3 separate regions of the Homo sapiens genome follow, and regions 2 and 3 are each linked to region 1. The links are chromatin loops, found by intact Hi-C in ENCODE. Cell type or tissue: Caco-2. All regions are shown on one strand. Each heading gives the region's core, and the rest is flanking DNA. Links, peaks and the distances in the headings are about the cores only.

Region 1 (7,596 bases), core at 2,210-6,209:
TCCTTTACCTGTAAAAGGAAGCCCTATACCCACTAAGTAATCACTCCCCACTTCTCTGTCCACCCACCTCTTGCTAACCTCTAATCCACTTTCTGTCTTGATGGATTTGCCTAACCTGGATGTTTCATATAAATGGAATGATACATATATGGCCTTTTGTAACAGGCTTCTTTCAGGTAGCTTAATGTTTTCAAGGTTCCTTCATATTGTAGCATGTGTCAGTACTTTGTTCCTTTTTATGGCTGAATACTACTTCGTTAAGAGTTGGCTGGGCACCGTGGCTTACATTTGTAATCCCAGCACTTTGGGAGGCCAAGGTGGGTGGATCACAAGGTCAGGAGTTTGAGACCAGCCTGACCAACGTGGTGAAACCCCGTCTCTACTAAAAATACAAAAATTAGCTGGGCATGGTGGCGCGCACCTGTAGTCCCAGCTACTCAGGAGGCTGAGGCAGGAGAATCGCTTGAACCCAGGGAGCAAAAGTTGCAGAGAGCCGAGATCGCACCATTACACTCCTGCCTGGGCTACAGAGCGAGCCTCTGTCTCAAAAAAAAAAAAAAAAAAAAAAAAAAAAGAGTTGGCTGGGCGCCGTAGCTCACGCCTGTAACCCCAGCACTTTGGGAGGCCGAGGTGGGTGGATCACTTGAGGTCAGGAGCTTGAGATCAGTCTGGCCAACACAACAAAACCCCATCTCTACTAAAAATACAAAATTTAGCCGGGTGCAGTGGTGGGCGCCTATAATTGCAGCTACTCAGGAGATTGAGACAGGAGAATCGCTTGAACCCGGGAGGCAGAAGTTGCAGTGAGCCGAGATTGCGCCACTGCACTCCAGCTTGGGTGACAGAGCAAAACTCTGTCTCCAAAAAAAAGTATACCACATTTGTTTATCCATTCATCAACGGATGGGCTGTTTCCACCTTTGGGTATCACAAATAATGCTGTTGGCTGGGCATGGTGGATCATGCCTGTAATCCCAGCACTTTGCAAGGCCAAGGCAGGCAGATCACCTGATCTCAGGCTCAACATCACAAAACCCTGTCTCTACTAAAAATACAAAAAATTAGCCAGGTATGGTCTTATAATCCCAGCTACACTGGAGGCTGAGGCAGGAAAATTGCTTGAGCGCCGGTGGTGGAGAATGCAGTGAGCCAAGATTGCATCACTACACTCCAGCCTGGGTGATGGGAGTGAAACCCTGTCTCAAAAAAAATTAAAAGCTTAAACAAATAAATAATGCTGCTATAAACACTTGTGTATAAATTTCTGTGTGGACATATGTTTTCATTTCTCTTGGGTGTATACTTAGGAGCGGAATTGCTGGGTCATATGGAAACTCTATGTTTAACTTTCTGAGAAACTGCCAGACTGTTTTCCACAGTGGCTGCACCCTTTATACATTTGCACCAGCAATGCTGAAGGGTTCCAGTTTCTCTATACCCTCACCAACTCTTTTTTTTATTTGAGCCATCCTAGTTGAGGTGGTATCTCATTTTGGTTGTGATTTAATTTCCCTAATGACCAATGACGTGGAAAATCTTTTCATGTGCTTTTTGGCCATGCGTATATCTTCTCTGGAGAAATGTCTATTCATGTCCTTTGCCTGTTTTTTAACTGAGTTATCTGTTTATTTTTTTTGTTTTCTTTTTTTGAGATGGAGTCTCGCTCTGCTGCCCAGGCTGGAGAGTGTGGTGGTGCAATCTCGGCTCACTGCAACCTCTGCCGCCTGGGTTCGAGCGATTCTCCCACCTCAGCCTCCCGAGTAGCTGGGACTACAGGTGCCCGCCATGCCCAGCTAATTTTTGTGTTTTTAGTTAAGACGGGGTTTCGCCATATTGGCCAGGCTAGTCTTGAACTCCTGGCCTCAGGTGATCCACCCGTGTCAGCCTCCCTAAGTGCTGGATTACAGGCGTGTGCCACCATGCCAGGCCCTATGTTATGTTTTTGTTGTTGAGTTGTAAGAGTTCTTTATATATTCTGAATATTGAACCCTTATGAGATATATGATTTGTTAATATTTTCTCCCATTCTGTAGGTTGTCTTTCACATTCTTGATAATGTCCTTTGATGCAAAAGATTTATATTTATTTATTTATTTGGGGGCTTTCCGGCAAAACTGGAAAGCCGGCTAGACAAATTCTAAAAGAGCTGTAACACTCAAAAGATTTTCTTTTAAGAAAAAGAAAGGGAAGAGGAAGAACTGTATCTCACTTTTGTTGCTTTCTATATTTTATATATATATGTATATATACACATATATATATACATATATATACACATATATATACATATATACACATATATATATACATATATACACATATATATACATATATATATACATATATACATATATATACACATATATACACATATATATACGCATATATATACATATATATATACATATATACATATATATACACATATATACATATATACACATATATACATATATATACACATATATATACACATATATATACACATATATATACATATATATATATATATGTATGTATGTATATTTAAAACCAAGGCTGGGCACAGTGGCTCATGCTTATAATTCAGTGCTTTGGGAGGCCAAGGTGGGAAGATATCTTGAGGTCAGAAGTTCAAGACCAGACTGGCCAGGACAGTGAGACCCCGTCTCCATAAAAACTTTTAAGAATAGCCAGGTGTGGTGGTGCATGCCTGTAGTCCTAGCTACTTGAAAGGCTAATGTGGGAGGTTTACTTGAGCCCAGGAGTTTGGGGCTGCAGTGAGCTATGAGTGTACCACTGTTTCAGCCTGGGTGACACAGTGAGACCCTGTCTGTAAAACAAAAATTAAAAAAATTAAGAAACTCCAGAAATTTCTGTGTAACAAAATGCCCATTTGCCCTTGAGGTAGTTCTACTCTACTCTAATAAGCATAACAAACAAAACCAGGACCTAAAACCACTTGTCAATGGGACTGTTTCTTGTATTCTCTTTTCCCTTTCTTCTCTGTTATGATCTGAAGCTTCTTTTTTTTTTTTTTTAAGACTTAGTCTCGCTCTGTCGCCCAGGCTGGAGTGCAGTGGCGCGATCTCGGCTCACTGCAAGCTCCGCCTCCCGGGTTCACGCCATTCTCCTGCCTCAGCCTCCCGAGAAGTTAGGACTACAGGTGCCCGCCACCACGCCCCTGGCTAATTTTTTATATTTTTAGTAGAGACGGGGTTTCACCATGTTAGCCAGGATGAGCTGGATCTCCTGACCTCGTGATCCGACCGCCTGGGCCTCCCAAAGTGCTGGGATTACAGGCGTGAGCCACCACGCCCGGCCATGAGCTGAAGCTTCTAATACCATGTGCATGTTAAGGTTCCTATTCCTGCCTGGCTCTTGTTCTTTTCAGATTGTCAGTTAGCAGCTCTATTGTTAAGTACAAATCACTTTCATTCCCCTTATTAGTCCCGGACCCCAGAGAGGTGGCCTTTCCCCTGGGGTGGGAGGTGTGGGGGGAGGTCCCTTATGTTGTGGGGGGTGGGACGCGGCAGGTCAGAGGGGTCCCTGCTCCATCTCAGGCACAGCCCTGCCTTCCTTCACACCCTTTGCGCAGTTGTTCTTTTCTTTTCTTTTTTTTTTTTTTTGAGACAAGATCTCACTGTGTCACCCAGGCTGGAGTGCAGTGGCAAGATCTTGGCTCACTGCAACCTCCGCCTCCTGGGTTCAAGTGATTCTCCTGCCTCAGCCTCCCGAGTAGCTGGGATTACAGGTGCGTACCACCACACCTGGCTAATTTTTGTATTTTTAGTAGAGATGGGGTTTCACCATGTTGGCCAGGCTGGTCTCAAATTCCTGACCTCAGGTGATCTGCCCACCTCGGCCTCCCAAAGTGCTGGGACTACAGGCGTGAGCCACCGTGCCCGGCCTTATTAAGCCGTTTTAAGAATTAATGGAGGCCAGGCGTGGTGGCTCACGCCTGTAGTCCCAGCACTTTGGGAGGCCAAGACAGGAGGATCACCTGAGGTCTGGAGTTCGAAACCAGCCTGGCCAACATGGTGAAGCCCCATCTCTACTTAAAAACTACAAAAATTAGCCAGGGATGGTGGTGCCTGCCTGTAGTCCCAGATATTTGGGTGGCTGAGGCAGGAGAATTGCTTCAATTTGGGAGGCAGAGGCTGCAGTGAGCTGAGATTGTACCACTGCACTCCAGCCTGGGCAACAGAGCGAGACTCTCTCTGTCTCAAATAAAAAAAAATTAATTGATATGGCTCACCACAAAAAGTTAGAAGTAGGTGATGACAATTTGCAGTTTGTTACAAGGAAACTGTGGCTCAACGAGGCAGTTTGTTACAATGAAAGCAAGTCTCAGAGACTAGAGCTCTTGTCCCACCTACAAATATTGACCAGCAAGCTGGCAAGTAACAGCTGCAGAGCCTGTTCTGTAAGTTCTGTGGAATGGCAGCTTTCTGTTCTTTCAGAACATTGCAGGAAATGTTTACCTAAGGCAGATTCAACAATATCCCAGGAGCTGGACTGCACAGACTTAATGAGGACCGGGTGAGGGAAGCCTCTGAAAGACCAGGACTCAGGGCTGTTTCTTGGGCACCATGCAAAGTATAAGGGGCTACTGGAATTGCAGTGGCAGGAGGATCACGGCAGAACAATCTCTGAAGCCAGTCCAAGGAGCTTAAACCCAGCCATCCCATCAGTATAAAGTTGCTTATAAATCCACTGCGCCAATTAACAAAGCTAACAGAAGGGCTTAGGGTTTCCTCTCTGGAATAGGGGCTCCTGATTAGCCTTTCAGATGCTAACTAAACATCCCCAAATTGTGTGTTTCCAATTAAGAATTGTGAAGGTCAAATCTAACACACACACGCACTTGCGCACACACACACACACAACCTTTGCTGAAGTACAGTACTTAAAAGTAAATCAGACAATATAAAAGCTTACAGCTCTTCAAATCATTTTGTGCTAAGTCAGAAAAAAATGGCATGACTTATATCTAACCATGAATTCTGAAAACAAGCCACAAGTTCACATCTGGGCTCTGTCTTGTACCCAGTAACATAGACAGCCACCTGCCTGATCCCCATACCTCAGTCGGCTTCCCTGACACCCTACCTCCAGGTTTATCCTCTCACTGGGGACCCTGGGCATTTAGGAGTGTCCCTAGAAGGACTTCACATGAAGATGCAGGTAACTAGAGGACCCTTAAAAGGTAGCGCTTCAGCTGGGCATGGTGGCTCACGCCTGTAATCCCAACACTTTGGGAGGCTGAGGCAGGCTGATCACCTGAGGTCAGGAGTTCAAGACCAGCCTGACCAACATGGAGAAACCCCATCTCTACTAAAAATACAAAAATTAGCCAGGCTTGGTGGTGTGTGCCTATAGTCCCAGCTACTCAGGAGGCTGAGGCAGGAGAATCACTTGAACCTGGGAGGTAGAGGTTGCAGTGAGCCAAGATGGCGCCATTGCACTTCAGCCAGGGCAACAAGAGCGAAACTCCATCTCAAAAAAAAAGGTAGCGCTTCAGAAACAGAAAGTCAAATACCACATATTCTCACTTAGAAGCGAGAGCTAAACCATGGGTACCCATGGACATATAGAATGGAATAATAGACACTGGAGACTCCAAAAGGTAGGAGGGTGGGAGGGGGTAAGGGCTGAAAAATTACCTGTTGGGTACGGTGTTCACTGTTTTGGTGATGGGTTCACTGAAAGCCCAGCCTTCACCACTACACAATATGTGCATGGCAGAAATCTGTGCTTGTACCCCCAAAATTTCGAAAAAAGAAAAAAGAAGCAAAAAAGGTAGAGCTTGCACCCACTGCAAATGGTTTATGGGAAGGTGGTGTAGAAAAGGGTCCCTGAAGGTGGCCCTGGGAGAGGAGCCCAGGCAGAGACGGTCCCAGATCATGGGGGAGCCAGGAATGAAAACAGGAGGCTTGGACATCTGGATGTGGGAGGAAGCAGAGGAAACCAGAAGTCAGGAAGGAGCGGTGCAAGATTCTGTTGAGTGCACAAGACCTTGAACATGCTTACAGATTAAATGTCCGTCAGCTGCTTTAGCTGTTCACGGCTTTTCAGATTAGCTGCCCAGAGTGTGGGCAGCTTTTCAATAAGCACTGCTGATTATTCATTCTGGAGAAGCTCTGGCAGTGCCTCTCATACTTTCAGTGCCAGTTAGAATTGCCCCAGGTGCTGATTTGTAATGTAGACTCCGGGTCCCCATGCCCAGAGGTTCTCATTCAGGACACCCGGAGTGAAACACAGGAATTCAGATTTTTAAGAACCACTGGTGATTCTATTGCACATTGGCCCTGATGTAGCACCCTCTAGGTGTGGAGCACTTTTTTTTTCAACAGGAAAATAGCTTTATAAATTAGCAAATTTATTAAATACCATATACTCAATATAACATTTGAACAATTCTTCTTTTTTTTTTTTTTGAGACAGAGTTTCGCTCTTGTTGCCCAGGCTGGAGTGCAATGGCATGATCCCATCTCACCGCAACCTCCTCCTCCCGGGTTCGAGCGATTCTCCTGCCTCAGCCTCCTTGAGTAGCTGGGATTACAGGCATGCACCACCACACCTGGCTAATTTTGTATTTTTAGTAGAGATGGGGTTTCTACTGTTGGTCAGGTTGGTCTCAAACTCTCGATCTCAGGTGATCCGCCGCCTCGGCCTCCCAAAGTGCTGGGATTACAGGCGTGAGCCACAACGCCCTGCCTACAATTCATAAAAGTGTAAAGAAAACAGGGCACGGTGGCTCACATGTGTAGTCCTATCTACTCAGGAGGCTGAGGCAGGAGGATTGCTTGCGCCCTCGAACCCTCCCAGGGTTTCGAGGCTGCAGTGAGCTAAGATCACGCCAGTGCACTCCAGTCTGGGTGACAGAGCAAGGCCCTGTCAAAAAAAAAAAAAAAAAAAAAAGAAAAAAAGAAAAGAGTCACTGAAATCCTAACAGTTTAGATACTGTCATTTCAGGAAATGTTTAGGCATGAATGCATATGAATACATTTGCATAAGCAGGATCATACATTTCGTGGGACTTTTTGTTTGTTTGCTTGTTTGTTTGTTTGTTGTAGAGATGGGGTTTCGATATGTTATCCAGGCTGGTCTTGAGCTCCTGGCCTCAAGTGATCCTCCTGCTTCTGTCTCCCAAAGTGCTGCCTACCAAATGAGGATACTTAAATACCATCTTTTCTTTCTTTTTTCTCCCCCAACCCCTGCTTTTATCCTCCCCTACTCCTACCAGCATCTCCACCACTCTCTGGTGTGTGTCCTTCCATATTTTTCTCCTAGCTTGCATAAACAAACATATCTGTATGGGACTCTGTCACTGTTTGACAAAAATAAGTTCTTTTAAAAAAAAAAATAGAGATGGGGGTCTCACTATATTGCCCAGGCTGATCTCAAACTCCTAAACTCAATCGATCCTTCTACCTTGGCCTCCCAAAGTGTTGGGATTACAGGTGTGAACCACCATTCCCAGCCAAAAAAAAAAAAAAATGTTTTTTTGTGGGGGGTTTATTTTTTGAGATGGAGTTTCGCTCTTGTTGCCCAGGCTGGAGTGCAATGGCACAATCTCAGCTTACTGCAACCTCTGCCTCCTGGGTTCAAGTG
Region 2 (7,596 bases), core at 1,243-5,242, 76 kb after region 1:
GTATGGAAATGCTTGGATATCTAGGCAGAAGTTTGCAGCAAGGGCAGAGCCCTCATGGAGAACCTCTGCTAGTGCAGTGTGGAAGGGAAATATGGGGTCAGAGCCCCCACACAGAGTCCCTACTGAGGCACTGCCTAGTGTTGCTGTGAGAAGAGGGCCACTGTCCTCCAGATGCCAGAATGGTAGATCCATCAGCAGCTTGTACCATGCGCCTGGAAAAGCCACAGACACTCAACACCAGCCTGTGAAAGCAGCTGGGAGGGGGGCTGTACCCTGCAAAGCCACAGGGGTGGAGCTGCCCAAGACCATGGGAACCCACCTCTTGCATCAGCATGACCTGGATGTGAGACATGGAGTCAAAGGAGATGATTTTGGAGCTTTAAGATTTGACTGCCCCACTGGATTTTGGACTTGCATTGGCCCTCTAACCCCTTCATTTTTGCCAATTTCTCCCATTTGGAATGAGTTTCTCCCATTTACCCAATGCTTGTACCCCCATTGTATCTAGGAAGTAACTAACTAGCTTTTAATTTTACAGGCTCATAGGTAGAAGGGAATTGCCTTGTCTCAGATGAGGCTTTGGACTTGGACTTGGGTTAATGTTGGAATGAATGAAGACTTTGGGGTACTGTTGGGAAGGTATGATTGGTTTTGAAATGTGAAAAGGATATGAGGTTTGGGAGAGGCCAGGGGTGGAATGATCTGGTTAGACTCTGTGTCCCCACCCAAATCTCATCTTGAATTGTAATCTCCATAATCCCCATGTATCAAGGGCAGGACCAGGTGGAGGTAATTGAATCATGGGGACAGTTTCCCCCATGCTGTTCTCGTTATAGTGAGTGAATTCTCACAAGATCTGATGGTTTTATAAGCATTTGGCATTTCCCCTGCATGCACTCCCTGCCACCCTGTGAAGGAAGTGCCTGCCTCTCTTTTGCCTTCTGCCATGATTGTAAGTTTCCTGAGGCTTTCCCAGCAATGCAGAACTGTGAGTCAATTAAACCTCTTTCCTTTATAAATTACCCAATTTGAGGTATTTCTTCATAGCAGCATGATAACGGACTGATACAGGTAACGTGTAGCAAGAATAACTGGGATTGATGTCAGTACCCAATGGGAAAAGTGGAAATGAGATGGGTAGGAGTGCACAGAGAGCTTCAGTTATACCAAGTTTACAACTTAAATGGGGCTTTTGGCTGAATAGGTGCCCATAACATTACATGCTATACATTTTTTTATGTTAAAATATTTCAAAATAAAACAAATTTACAACTGTACTTGAATGAGGAGAAAATGTCCCTGATCAAAAATATGGTCTTAGTCCTAAATGATTGGCTACATTGGTTAAAATCACATTGAAAAACTTTTATATGTTGTAATCTTACCGCAAAGGCAGAATTTTACGAGTTGAAAACCATTTTAACTGGTCAAGTGAGATAAGTACATTGAAATTAGCCTTAATGTTTGATTTTAATGCCACTAACTATTAAATATATGTTCATCTATTTCATTTCTTAGATGTTCATGAAACTCTTAATTTTCCAGAAATTAAGTCACATTGCCTCTGTGGACTTTTGACTTGTGCTGTGCCTTCAAAAACTGTTTATATAAAACATTTACCGTACTAACGTAGTTCATAAGTTGGGTTAACCAAGCAAGTTAACAGTAGTAAACTATTTTTACGTTAACTTTGGGAAGCAATAGCTATCATGGAAAACAAAAATACAGCAGTAAATAAATACTCTTTTAGTGCATTGTAGTGGATTCATATCACAAAGAGAAAAGAAATATGAAAACATATATAACTAGTGCTATTCTGTACCTTATACAGCTTTGCAGTGGCTAAAGCCACCATAATATGGGCTGACAATTGTCATCAGTCTAGGTTATGTACTGGGCCATCATCAACACTGGGAAGTTTGTTACTCAGAGCCACTTAAAATGCATTCTGGTGGATCACTTGAGGTCAGGAGTTCAAAACCACCTTGGCCAACATGGGAAAACTCTGTCTCTACTAAAAATACAAAAATTAGTTGGGCGTGATGGCATGTGCCTGTAATCCCAGTTACTCAGGAGGCTGAGGCAGGAGAATTGCTTGAATCTAGGAGGCAGAGATTACAGCGAGCCAAGGTTGTGCCACTGCACTCCAGCCTGAGGGACAGAGTGAGACTCCGTCTCAAAACAAAAACAAAACACATTCTTCACAGTAGTCTGCAGAGGGAAGCTCTGTCTAGAAGGCATTGGCAGGGCTCATGTCTGAATTGAGAGCTCAAAATCTCTGGAATTGACCAAGCTAAAAGAAAGATTGTTTGTTTTCCACAGATGCTGTATTAGTCTCTTTTCACGCTGCTGATAAAGACATATCCGAGAGTGGGCAATTTACAGAAGAAAGGGGTTTAATAGACTCATAGTTCCATGTTTCTGGGGAGGCCTCACAATCATGGTGGAAGGTGAAAGTCACATCTCACATGGTGGCAGACAAGAGAAACGTGAGAGCCAAGCAAAAGGGGTTTCCTCTTATAAAACCATCAGATCTCGTGAGACTTATTCACTACCATGAACAGCCCCCATGACTCAATTATCTCCCAGTGGGTCCCTCTCACAACACAAGGGAATTATGGGAACTACAATTCGATACAAGATTTGGGTGGGGACACAGCCAAACCATATCAGATGCCAACTGAGATCTGGTGGCAGAGTGGAACCTCCAGGAATTGTGAGATGAAGGACCTGAGTGCCAAAGTGCCCATATATTTACTTATTTCGATTGTATTGATTCCAAGCAACTATACTTAATGCATCTTAATGCATTTGTACTGACACTGTGGGTCATCATTTCCATGATCAATTCTGTATTCGCTGATTCCACGCTTTCAGAAACTTCAGAAATTGATGTTTGCTATTGAGTCCAGACTGACTCTCAAAGATTTCTTTTCCTTTCTTTCCTTTTTTTTTTTTTTTTTTTTTTGAGACAAGGTCTTGCTCTTTCACCCAGGCTGGAGCACAATGATGCAATCACAGCTCACTGCAGCCTCAAACTTCTGGGCTAAGATGATCCTCCCACCTCAGTCTCCCAAAGTGCTCAAATTACAGGCATGAGCCACTGTGTCTAGCCCAAGAATTTATTACTTTTGTAACTTGTACCCTTAACTCTCTGCTTGTAATATGACCTTTTTTTGTTTGTTTTACTGCTAAACTAAACTCAAGACAATAGGGTTTGAGGACACCTCCCTTTATTGACATAGTCACTATTTGCTAAAAGTGGAAAGCAAGTAAAGAAGACAGCACAGCACTCACCACTGCAGCCAGGGGACCTCAGCCCTGCAAGGGTGCTGCAGTGGAGAGGGGCACTGCCTTATGCTCTCAAGGGGTGGGGGCCCTGGCTCCTGGCACTTGCTGGCTGTGTGACCTTCACTTAGTAATTTTACTTCTCTGGACTGCAGTTTTCTCAGTGAAAATGGATTAACAATACCTTTCTTTTTCAGAGCCAGTGTTAGGGTGAGGTGAGTGAAACCAGATCATGCAAGCAAAGCCACATTCTTTCCCTAAAATTTTGACATTTTGTTTATCATGGATTTTCTTGCAGTTATTTTTTTTATTTATTTACTTTTTTGAGACAGAGTCTTACTCTGTCGCCCAGGCTGGGGTGCAGTGGTGTGATCCCAGCTCACCGCAACCTCCACCTCCATGGTTCAAGCAATTCTCCTGCCTCAGCCTACTGAGTAGCTGGGATTACAGGCACCCACCATCATGCCTGGATAATTTTTGTATTTTTAGTAGAGATGGGGTTTCACCATGTTGGCTAGGCTGGTCTTGAACTCCTGACCTCGGCCTCCCAAAGTGCTGGGATTACAGGCATGAGCTACTGCGCCCAGCCTCTTGCAGTCATTTTAATTTTGCAAATATTGCATTAAAATATTATTTATCTTACTGAGTTTTTGGGGATCTCCCTTAATTTTGTGTCTGAGGCAAGTGCCTCACCTCCATCACCCTAGTGTGAGTTGTACCATCACCCAAGGCAGGGTTGTGGGAATAATCCTAGATTCTTCATTCTTAACCCCACCCCACGTCCAAACAATCTCCAAGTTTCATAGAATCTAGTCTCTCTCTCTCATTGCTTTCTCATTCTCTATTCCCATTTGTTTCATCTCTCATCACTCCCCTGTGAGATGACTCCAAGAGCATTTTAATTAGTCTATTCTAACTAGTCCACCTGTCTTCCTCCAATGCATTCTCCATGTCACCGCCAGTGAGGCCTTTCTAAAGGGCAAATCTGATCCCACCACTCTCTGGCTTTAAAGCCTTCAAGATGTCCTCTAGCTTTCCGGATAACCTAAATTTATTCCCACGGTCTTTCATATCCTGGTTCTGTAGTCTTGTTTCCTGCCATAACCCCACTCCCACAAGCATGGTGGTATTTCATGCTGCCAGGCCTGTGCGCATACTGTTCCCTGTCCCTGGAATGCCCTTCCCCATTTCCTTACCTAGCTGAATTATATTTCAAAGCTCAGCTCAAGGATACTTCCTCTGGGAAGATTTGGCTGCCCAGATAGTTGAACGTACATATCTAGTCTCTGTGTTCCCAAAGCACTTCATGTGTCCTCTATCATCGCTTCCATCATGTTAGACTGAATTCACTGATGCACTTGCTGTATTGCTTGCTCTCCTAGCACAGCACTAATGAGACTCAATAAATGTTTGTTGAATGACTGACAGACTGAATTACATAAAAGGACATAATAATGCACTGTACACAGTAAGTACTTGAAAGTATTATTCTGTTTCCTTTTTTGGTTTTGCACCCAGCTACTCCAACAACAGATGTATGGTTGTTGTCTTCAACAACCAGATACTTTTTAAGAACTGATACTTTTCTTAAAGGATCTCAGGGTATTTGCTGAGCCTGTCACTGCTGGTTGGAGGCTTTGATTGAAGGTACTCAATTTTACTAAACAAACTGTGCTGATCCCAGTAGTCTAAAGGATGGATAAGAACTGATTCTTGCTCTTTAAGAATATTCAATCTAATATAACTGAATGTGACAAATACTCAGTTTATGCTAACATAAGGCATTTTGCAATAAAGTACCATACAAAAGACTGTGGGGGTTATATCACTTGGACTTGAAGAATCAGTGGAGTAAGAGATGGAGACAGAAACTTCCACATGGGGGACACAGAGGCACAGAGGTGGTGAGCCATGGAATATTTGGAAATAGAAAGTAGGTCTGATGGAGTACATAAGGGGACCTGAAGAAGCAAAACTTGTAAAGACGGTTGAGAACACATTTCAGAAACCCTAAAATACCACATGGAGGAAATGTGTGCTTGACCTGAGACAATAAGAAACCATAGACGGGCCTGGCGCGTTGGTTCATACCTGTAATCCCACTGCTTTGGGAGGCCTAGGTGGGCGGATCATGAGGTCAGGAGTTCGAGACCAGTCTGGCCAACATGGAGAAACCCCGTCTCTACTAAACATACAAAAAATTAGCCAGGCATGGTGGCAGGTGCCTGTAATCCCAGGTACTTGGGAGGCTGAGGCAGGAGAATTGCTTGAACCTGGGAGATGGAGGTTGCAGTGAGCAGAAACCACGCCACTGCACTCTAGCCTGGGCAACAGAGTGAGACTCTGTCTCAAAAAAAAAAAAAAAAAAGAAAGAAAGAAACCATAGAAGGTTGTTGAGGAGTGTCATAACCAGATAATTTCCCAAAGAAAGTTTAGTCAGGTAGTATATTATCATGGATGTGTACTACATAAAAGGAATCCAGCCATTGTGAACTACTTTTATTAAAAAAATAAAAAGGCCGGGCGTGGTGGCTCATGCCTGTAATCCCAGCACTTAGGGAGGCCGAGGCGGGCAGATCACGAGGTCAGGAGATCGAGACCATCCTGGCTAACAGGATAGTTTAGTAGAGACCCCATCTCTACTAAAAATAGAGAAAATTGGCTGGGCGTGGTGGCGGGCATCTGTAGTCCCAGCTGCTCGGGAGGCTGAGGCAGGAGAATAGCGTGAACCCAGGAGGCGGAGCTTGCGGTGAGCCGAGATGGCGCAACTGCACTGCAGCCTGGGCAACAGAGCAGACTCTGTCTCAAAAAAAAAAAGAAAAAAAAAAAAATTGGCTGGTCACTGTGGCTCACGCCTGTAATCCCAGCACTTTGGGAGGCCGAGGGGGGAGGATCATGAGGTCAGGAGTTCGAGACCAGCCTGGCCAATATGGTGAAACCCCATCTCTACTAAAAATGCAAAAATTAGCCAGGTGTGGTGACACACGCCTGTAGTCCCAGCTATTGGGGAGGCTGAAGCAGAAGAATCGCTTGAACCCAGGAGGCGGAGGTTGCAGTAAGCCAAGATCATGTCATTGTACTCTAGCCTGGGTGACAGAGGAAGACTCTGTCTCAAAAAAAAACCCTCCCAAATACATTGAGAACTGTACCCCTCATTCAAAGACCAAATTAATTAACCTTGAATGTCAATGGTCTTAATGCTCCACTTAAAAGGCACAGAGTGGCCAGGCGTGGTGGCTCATGCCTGTAATCCCAGCAATTTGGGAGGCCGAGGTGGGTGGATCACCTGAGGTCGGGAGTTAGAGACCAGCCTGACCAACATGGAGAAACCCCGTCTCTACTAATAATACAAAAAATTAGCTGGGCGTGGTGGCACTTGCCTGTAATCCCAGCTACTCGGGAGGCTGAGGCAGGAGAATCGCTTGAACCTGGGAGGCGGAGGTTGCAGTGAGCCGAGATCGCGTCATTGCACTCCAGCCTGGGCATTAAGAGCAAAACTCTGTCTCGAAAAAAAAAAAAAAAAGGCGCAGAGTGGCAAGTTGAATAAAAAAACAAGACCCATTCATCTGCTGTCTTCAACAGACCCATCTCACCATAACAACATTCATAGACTCAAGATAAAGGGTTGGAGAAAGAACTATTACACAAATATAGAACAAAAAAGAGCAGGGGTTGCTAGTCTCATATCAGATAAAATAGACTTTAAACTAACTGTAAAAAAGGACAAAGAAGGACACCACATAATGATAAAGTGTTCAATCCAACAAGGTGACTTAACTATCCTAAATACATATGCATCCAACATTGGAGCACCCAGATTCATAGAACAAGCACTTTTTGACTTACAAGAAGACTTAGACAGCTATACAATAATGGCAGGGGACTTCAACACTCTGCTGACAGTGTTAGACAGATCACTGAGGCAGAAAGCTGGCAAAGAAATCCTGTACTTAAATTTAACACTTGTCCAGTTGGACCAAATAGACACACTCCACCCATCAACTACAGAATGTACATTCTTCTCATGAGCACATAGAACATAGTCCAAGATCAACCACATGCACAGCCATAAAACAAGTCTCAATAAATTCAAAAACACTGAAATCATAGCAATCATACATTCAGACCACAGTGGGATAAAATTATAAATCAATAACCAGGAGATCCCTCAAAACCACAGAATTAAATGAAAATTAAACAACTTGCTCCTGAATAACTTTTGAGTAAACAATGAAATTAAGAAGAAATTTCAAAATTATTTGAAATAAATGAAAATAGAGACACAACATACCAAAATCTCTGGGATAG
Region 3 (7,596 bases), core at 1,243-5,242, 65 kb after region 1:
GGCACAGAAATTCCACGTGTCCTGAGAAACAGATTTTACCTTTCCTGGTGTTCACCCTGTAGCAGTTTCAGGTAAGGCTTTTGTGAACCTGATGCACTTGACTTATTGTTTTTATTCTCTGTCCACAAATGTAACATGAACATACATTCTCCTAGTAAAAACAAGTAAACGCATAGAATGAAAAGTGGAAAAAAGAAATCAAAACCTTTCTATCCCATTCCTCTTAAAGGAAGTGTTAAAAAGTGGGTCTACATCCTCACAAACCCTTTCTATGCATATACATGCATATCAAAGATATAGCAAATATACCTTTTCCATAAATATTGTTGAGCTATTTGTGCTATGCAGATTACATTTTTCATCTACAGTGGCAGAGGGTTTGAACATGTCAGTGCATATAGACTTATTTATTTATTTATTTTTGAGGCAGATTCTTGCTCTGTAGCCCAGGCTTGAGTGCAGTGGTGCGATCTTGGCTCACTGCAACCTCTACCTCCCCAGTTCAAGCAATTCTCCTGCCTCAGCTTCCCAAGTAGCTGGGATTACAGGCATGCGCCACCATGCCTGGCTAATTTTTGTATTTTTAGTAGAGATGGGAGTTTCACCATGTTGGCCAGGCTAGTCTCGAATTCCTGACCTCAAGCGATCCACCTGCCTCGGCCTCCCAAAGTGCTGGGATTACAGGCATGAGCCACACCACGCCCGGCCTTATCTTATTTTTTTGAACTGCTCTATACTTTTCCAATGTGTGGATGAAACATAATACAGCAAGAATTTTGTTGATGGACCCATAGATTGTTTAGATGTTTGCTTTTATAAACAGCATTCAGTGAGTGAATGTCTTTTATTTAACCTATACTGAGGAACCATATCTGCGAGATAGTTTTTTAGAGTGGATTCACTAGGCCAAAGGAAAGGTTATTTAAAATTTTTAGAACTATTGAGAAATTAAAATCCAAAAAAGTTGTATTAATTTGTACCCTCATAAGCAATATATAAATTTACCATAGCCTATCCCACAATGTCGGCAAAGCATTTGGTTTGTGCCATTGGTATCTTACTTTGGTTTAATTTTGAATTTATTGCTTAGTATCCTTATCTTTCCTTTTGAGTGAACTATCATATCTTTTGTGTGCGTGATCCATTCGATAGTTTTCCTATTGGATTGTTGGGATTTTCTTCTTTGTTTATAGGAACGATTCATATGTTAAAGAAATGACCACTTTTCTTGTGATCAGAGTTACAAGGGTCCTCCCCACCCACCTGCATTTTGCTCATTGCCATGGATTATTATCATTATTATTTTTTTGAGATGGAATCTTGCTCTGTCACCCAGGCTGGAGTGCAGTGGCGCCATCTCAGCTCACTGCAAGCTCCACCTCCCGGGTTCATGCCATTCTCCTACCTCAGCCTCCTGAGTAGCTGGGACTACAGGTGCCCACCACCACGCCCAACTAATTTTTTCTATTTTTAGTACAGACGGGGTTTCACTGTGTTAGCCAGGATGGTCTCGATCTCCAGAACTCTTGATCTGCCAGCCTCGGCCTCCCAAAGTGCTGGGATTACAGGCGTGAGCCACAGCGCCCATCCTTGCCATGGCTTAGTTTTGTAGTTCATTAATGAATACTTTTCTTCCCTGAGATCCAAGTTTTTGTCATATTTGTGTGTGTGTGTGTGTGATTAAAAAAAACCCACATGGATTCTAATCACGAAAAATGCAGAAAATAGCGTAAGGACTATTTCCGAAGATTTTGTCTTGTTTTTTGGTGGTTCACCAGATGGATGCACGAGACTCAGTGACAGGGTCCTAAGATTCATTGCAGCAAAGCATACTGAGCAAAAATAGCAGGGAATGTGCAAACAGAGGAGTCCAGGGAGGGTCCTGGGAGGCCCAGCATAGGCCTCTGATTTCCTTCCTCATTCACAGCCACACAGGAGCACTTTCTCTCTGGTAGAGCTATCTGGTATATATGAGTCTCAGAATCTGAGGGCTTTGTAGCAGGTGGGTCACAAAGGTACCTCCTGCTATACAACCAGTCATGGCAACTAACACTCAAGATCCCAGTAAAAAAACCCAAGTGTCTTGATATTTGTGCCAAGAACCCAACAAACCAGTACAGTGTGGCCCATTGCTCCAAGTATATGTAGCAAAACCATCAATCATAGCCAGGTGCATTGGCTCTCACCTGTAATACTAAAACTTCGTGAGACTGAGGCAGGAGGATCACTTGAGTCCAGGAGTTTGAGACCAGCCTGGGAGCCATAATGAGACCCTGTCTCTGTGAAAACAAAATTAAAAATTAGCTGGGCATGATGTTGCATGCCTGTAGTCCTAGCTACTCAGGAGGCTGAGGTGGGGGAATTACTTGAGCCCAGGAGATCAAGGCTGCAGTGAGCTATGATCACACCACTGCACTCCAGCCTGGGTGATAGAGTGAGACTGTCCCAAAAAGAAACAAAAACTATCAGTCACTACCATAAAGAACATTTCAGGAGCCATATTCCCAGTTGCTGGCAAAGAGTCAATCATGGTGTCCTTGGAGACATGTAAGGACTAAGCATACAGACCTGTTGTGGTATTAGTTTGGTGCAAAAGTAATTGCAGTTCTTTGCCATTACTTTCAATAACTCTTTCATTAGGGATATTCTGGAATGAACCAAAGGCAGCAAGCTTGCAAGATGGTATTACTCCAGAGAGTGTGCCCAGTATGCCCTACCAGCCTGCCTTTCCCCATGTTTCTCCCTATGCCTACTTCCTCTCCTGTCCTTGTTTCCAGATCCCATATACCTTTCAAGCTCCCAAAACTTTGGGACAAACTCCCAAGACTCTCATGCCCAGCTGGTAGCCATCACTTGTACAGTCAGGACTGGCTACGCAATTTGTAGGATCTGGTACAAAATGAAAATACCCAGTTCCTTGTTAAAAAATTATTAAAGAACTTCGGGATAGTGACAATAAAGCATTAAACCAAGAGTAAGGCCCTCCCTCGAGCAGGTCACAGCTACACAGGTTGCAAAAGCCTGAGGCCAGCCCCGATTTTTTTCTTTCATATTCTGTCACCGAGGCTGGAGTGCAGTGGCTCCATCGCTGCTCACTGCAACCTCGACCTCCCAGGCTCCAGCAATCCTTGGGACTTGGAGAAGCTGGAATACCACCACACCTGGCTAATTTTTGTATTTTTTGTAGAGACGGGTCTCACTATATTACCCAGGCTGGTCTCCAACTCCTAGGCTCAAGTGATCCTCCTACCTTGGCCTCCCTAAGTGCTGGGATTACAGGTGTGAGCCAATGCGACTGGCCTTGTAGTGAGTTTTCACTGGCGTATGTAAGACAGCTACAGGGAATTGGAAAGTACCCCACTCACCTTCAACTCAGATCACTCCTAGCTCTACTCCATTGACAAGGTGACCTTGGAAAGTCACCTTGCCTCCAGACTCCATTTCCTCCTCAATAAAACAGGAATGATAATGATAGCATGTTTATGGGGCAATTGTGAATGTTGAAAGAGATATATACATGAAAACGCTTTGTAAAGTAAAGCACTATGCAAATATTAGCTTTCTCTCTGGGGCTATGTCCATCTAGATAACAAACACTGGTCTATTATTTTCTCTCCCTTGGACAGTGCTGGAGGCACACTAACAGATACTTTTCTTTGTTGTTGTGAGTTCGCTCTTGTCACCCAGGCTGGAATACAGTAGCGCAATCTCGGCTCACTGCAAACTCCACCTCCCGGGTTCAAGCAATTCTCATGCCTCAGCTTCCTGAATAGCTGGAATTACAGGTGCCAGCCACCATGCCCAGCTAATTTTTGTATTTTTAGGAGAGATGGGGTTTCACCATGTTGCCCATGCTGGTCTTGAACTCCTGAGGTCAGGTGATCCACCCACCTCAGCCTACCAAAGTGCTGGGATTATAGGCATGAGCCGCCGCGCCCGGCCAATACTTTTCTTTTTCACCCTTTCTCCCCAGACATGAATGCTTTTGTTATTATAGTAGTACAACATAACCTCATATTATGTTTCCCCAATTACAAAATGTAGTTATACTTACAGTTGTTATTATGGGGGAGACTAATTTGTGTCAGGTTGAGTAACTTCTATGGATGGCTAATCTTATGCACTTTATGTTTTATTCCAATTCAACTTCGGAGGATGTCATTTTCAAAACTTGTCCCTAAATTGTCACTTTGTCACACCATGTAATACTGTGGTCACCTCTCTACAGAATATACTTTGTGCTTGTTAATTTCTCACCTTCCTAACTGCTGCTATGTGCACATAAAGATCCTGATAAATATTTGCTAAATAAATGAATTGGCAAATGAATAAATAAAGAAAGAAAGAGAAGGTCATAGTCTGGATACACAAAAGGATTAAATGACGAAACTGGTTTATGATCACCAAACATAATTTCTTTAATGTCAGAAATAGTAGTTCTCTTAGTTGCTACCTAAAGACTTCAAACACACAGAAATGCATCCCAGATCATTGCAGCACTGGATCCAGAGAAGACGAGGTCCTGGTGGGGCAGACATGGAATAGGGTGGAGCTAGGTGAGCCACTGATTGGCCCACATGCATCACTATTCCCTGAATGGAAATAGTGCTCCAGCCTTGGGGTTCGGGGTCTGTTCCAATATATTCAAAGGGGTCATCCCCAGGCCGGATTAGGGGCTCAAGGTCACTCCAGGAAGGGCCAGCCCAGAAGTCTGTGGTCCTTCCACTTCCTGACTGACTTTCCTCTTTACAGAGCCCTCTTTCTTCTTCCTTCCACTACATAACCAACACACAATCAGGGCCACTGCTGATCCCTCCTAGACCAATTTCAATCCATGAGTCATCTCTAGGACTGACCCCATTCCCATGCAACACTCAGGAGTTGAGCTGATCCTCTTAGAAGTATAGTCCTTGATACATAGTCCTTGATTCTGAAAGACTAGTCTAGCTTTTAGAGGTGGCTTAAAGGAAAGAAACAAATGTTTTTCATTCCCAAACTTCTAGTTCCTATATATATTTGGGCCAGGTGTGTAAGAGAGACTCACTAAATGTGTGTTGACAAGCTGAATAGAGTTTCCACTCTGATCGACTCAGAAATGAAGAGCTCACAATTCAGAATGTGTCTGTGACCCCCAGATAAGTCTCTTGGCCTGCACAGCTGGAGACTACCCAAGAAATTCCAATAAAATAAATTGCTTGCCTGAAAAATGGAAGTGTTCCATTTTTAATGTTGTAAAAGAAACAAGTAAATGCCTCAGAGCCTACAGCCTTTAGGATGGCTAAGAAATCCAACATCATAATGACATTAAGGCTTTAAATGAGAATTGAGACGTCTCTGCAAAGTTTTTGAGTTAAAATTTTTATTGCTTGTGTTCCCGGGATCCTTAGATAACAGAGTTAAAATAATTAAAGTGTGGTTATGGCAACCCTGCCAGCTTTCATGGTTTTGGAGATTGCTATGATTTGAGTATGGTTTGAGTTTATTTCCCCCAAAAACTCATGTTGAAATTTGATCTCCAAGGTGGCAGCGTTGGGAGGTGAGTTTAGTGGGAGGTATTTGGGCCATGGGGGTGGATCCCTCATGAATGGCTTGGTGCTGTTCTCATGGTAGTGAGTGAGTTCTTGAATTAGTCTTGGATTAGGTCTCTTGGGAATGGGTTAGTTCTCAGAAGGGCAGGTTGTTATAAAGCCAGGACATTCCTCAGGCTTTGCCTTTCTTCACACGTGTCCACTTCACCTTTGACCTTTCCACATTGTTGCTTGTTTTTTTGTTTCTTGTTTTTTTCTTTTGAGACAGAGTCTTGCTCTGTCACCAGGCTGGAGTGCAGTGGCACTATCTTGGCTTACTGCCACCTCCGCCTCCTGGGCTCAAACGATTCTCCTGCCTCAGCCTCCTGAGAAGCTGGGACTACAGGCGTATACCACCATGCCCAGCTAATTTTTTGTATATTTTTAGTAGAGACGGGGTTTCATCATGTTGGCCAGGGTAGTCTCGAACTCCTGACCTCAAATGATCTGCCCACCTTGGCCTCCCAAAGTGCTGGGATTACAAGCTTTAACTGTAGCCCCCGGCCTCTCCATCATGTTTTAGCCTACCATGAGCCCCTCAGCAGAAGCCAAGCAGATGCTGGAGCTGTGCTTCTCATACTTCCTAGCCTGCGGAATCAACTAAATAAACCTCTTTTATTTATAAATTACCCAGCCTGAGTTATTCTGTTATTGCAAAAAGAAAAGGTTAAGACATAGGTGATCCTCCTTCCTTGCCTAACACAGCCATGGCTGTGTCCCAAGAAGCATCTGAAGTGGGTAGCAGCTCCAAAGCATTGGATGCTGGATAAAGTGACCAGTGTGTTTGCTCCTTGTCCATCCAGTGGTCCCCACAAGTTGCGAGAGTGTCTCCCCCTCATCATTTTCCTAAGGAACAGACTTAAGTATGACCTGACAGGTGAGGAAGAAGATTTACATGCAGCAGTTCATTAAGATCAATGGCAAGGTCTGAACTGATATAACCTACCCTGCTGGATTCATGGATGTCATCAGCATTGACAAGATGAGAGAGAATTTCTGTCTGATCTATGACACCAAGAGTTGCTTTGATGTACATCTTATTACACCTGAAGTGGCCAAGTACAAGTTGTGCAGAGTGAGAAAAATCTTTGTGGGCACAAAAGGAATCCCTCATCTGGTGACTCATGATGCTCACACCATCCACTACCTTGATCCCCTCATCAAGGTGAATGACACCATTTAGATTGATTTGGAGACTGGCAAGATTACTGATTTCATCAAGTTTGACGCTGGTAAGCTATGTATGGTGACTGGAGGTGCTAACCTGGAAAGAATTGGTGTGATCACCAACAGAGAGAGGCACCCTGGATCATTCGACGTGGTTCGTGTGAAAGATGCCAATGGCAACAGCTTTGCCGCTCGACTTTCCAACATTTTTGTTATTGGCAAGGGCAACAAACCATGGATTTCTCTTCCCCGAGGAAAGGGTATCCACCTCACCATTGCTGAAGAGAGAGACAAAAGACTGGCGGCCAAACAGAGCAGTGGGTGAAATTGTCCCTGGGTGACATGTTAGATCTTTGTACATAATTAAAAATAACATGGCATGATTAATAGCCAAAAAAAAAAAAGACATAGGTGATCTTCAGCCTGACAGCTAAGTCCTCCTGCATCTATGTTCAGAATGCTTCAGTTATGTACTTGTTTAATTAAATAGAATAGTAAGTCAAAATGTGTTATTTGGGGGGAACTCATATTTCCTGGGAGGAGTTTTGTGAGATAAATGTTCAGCAGTTAGAGATTTTCCTTCTTGTTGCAGGGAATGGCTTTTCTCAGTTAGGCAATGATAAAACTTTCTACTATTAGGAAAGTAGAGTATAGTAACATCACGTATTTAAATGGAAAAATCAGTATAAGCTTTGGCTTTAAAAAAGATGTATATTTTCTAGCTCTATCACTCTTTTATGTGGTCCCACGGCAACAGCAGCACATTTATGTGTAACCAGCTGCAGTGATTGTTAAACTCCTATCTTCCCTGTTGTTGCATGTGACCACTGGGGACAGTAAGTCTTCCTGCCTTTTGTATGGT

Evidence for each region. A loop is a pair of places that touch in the nucleus more often than their neighbours do. Peaks named below come from ENCODE experiments on the same cell type or tissue, not always from the same donor. Only the 100,000 strongest peaks of a DNase experiment are listed, where the experiment ranks them.
Region 2: a loop joins it to region 1, with 4 times the contacts of the local background. A loop is called at or near these places in 1 of 110 quality-filtered maps.
Region 3: a loop joins it to region 1, with 4 times the contacts of the local background. A loop is called at or near these places in 1 of 110 quality-filtered maps.

What each region holds. Positions count from the first base shown.
Region 1 is chr10:32,168,245-32,175,840 of GRCh38, reverse strand. It overlaps the pseudogene RNU7-22P. Among named protein-coding and RNA genes, the nearest start is that of KIF5B, 120 kb to the right of the region's middle. RefSeq lists a silencer at 6,066-6,360. In Caco-2, for the core only: no CTCF peak of the experiment used is centred there; a DNase peak (open chromatin) is centred at 4,420.
Region 2 is chr10:32,090,953-32,098,548 of GRCh38, reverse strand. No RefSeq gene overlaps it. Among named protein-coding and RNA genes, the nearest start is that of KIF5B, 38 kb to the right of the region's middle. In Caco-2, for the core only: no CTCF peak of the experiment used is centred there; a DNase peak (open chromatin) is centred at 3,048.
Region 3 is chr10:32,101,982-32,109,577 of GRCh38, reverse strand. It overlaps the pseudogene RPS4XP11. Among named protein-coding and RNA genes, the nearest start is that of KIF5B, 49 kb to the right of the region's middle. In Caco-2, for the core only: no CTCF peak of the experiment used is centred there; DNase peaks (open chromatin) are centred at 3,677 and 4,541.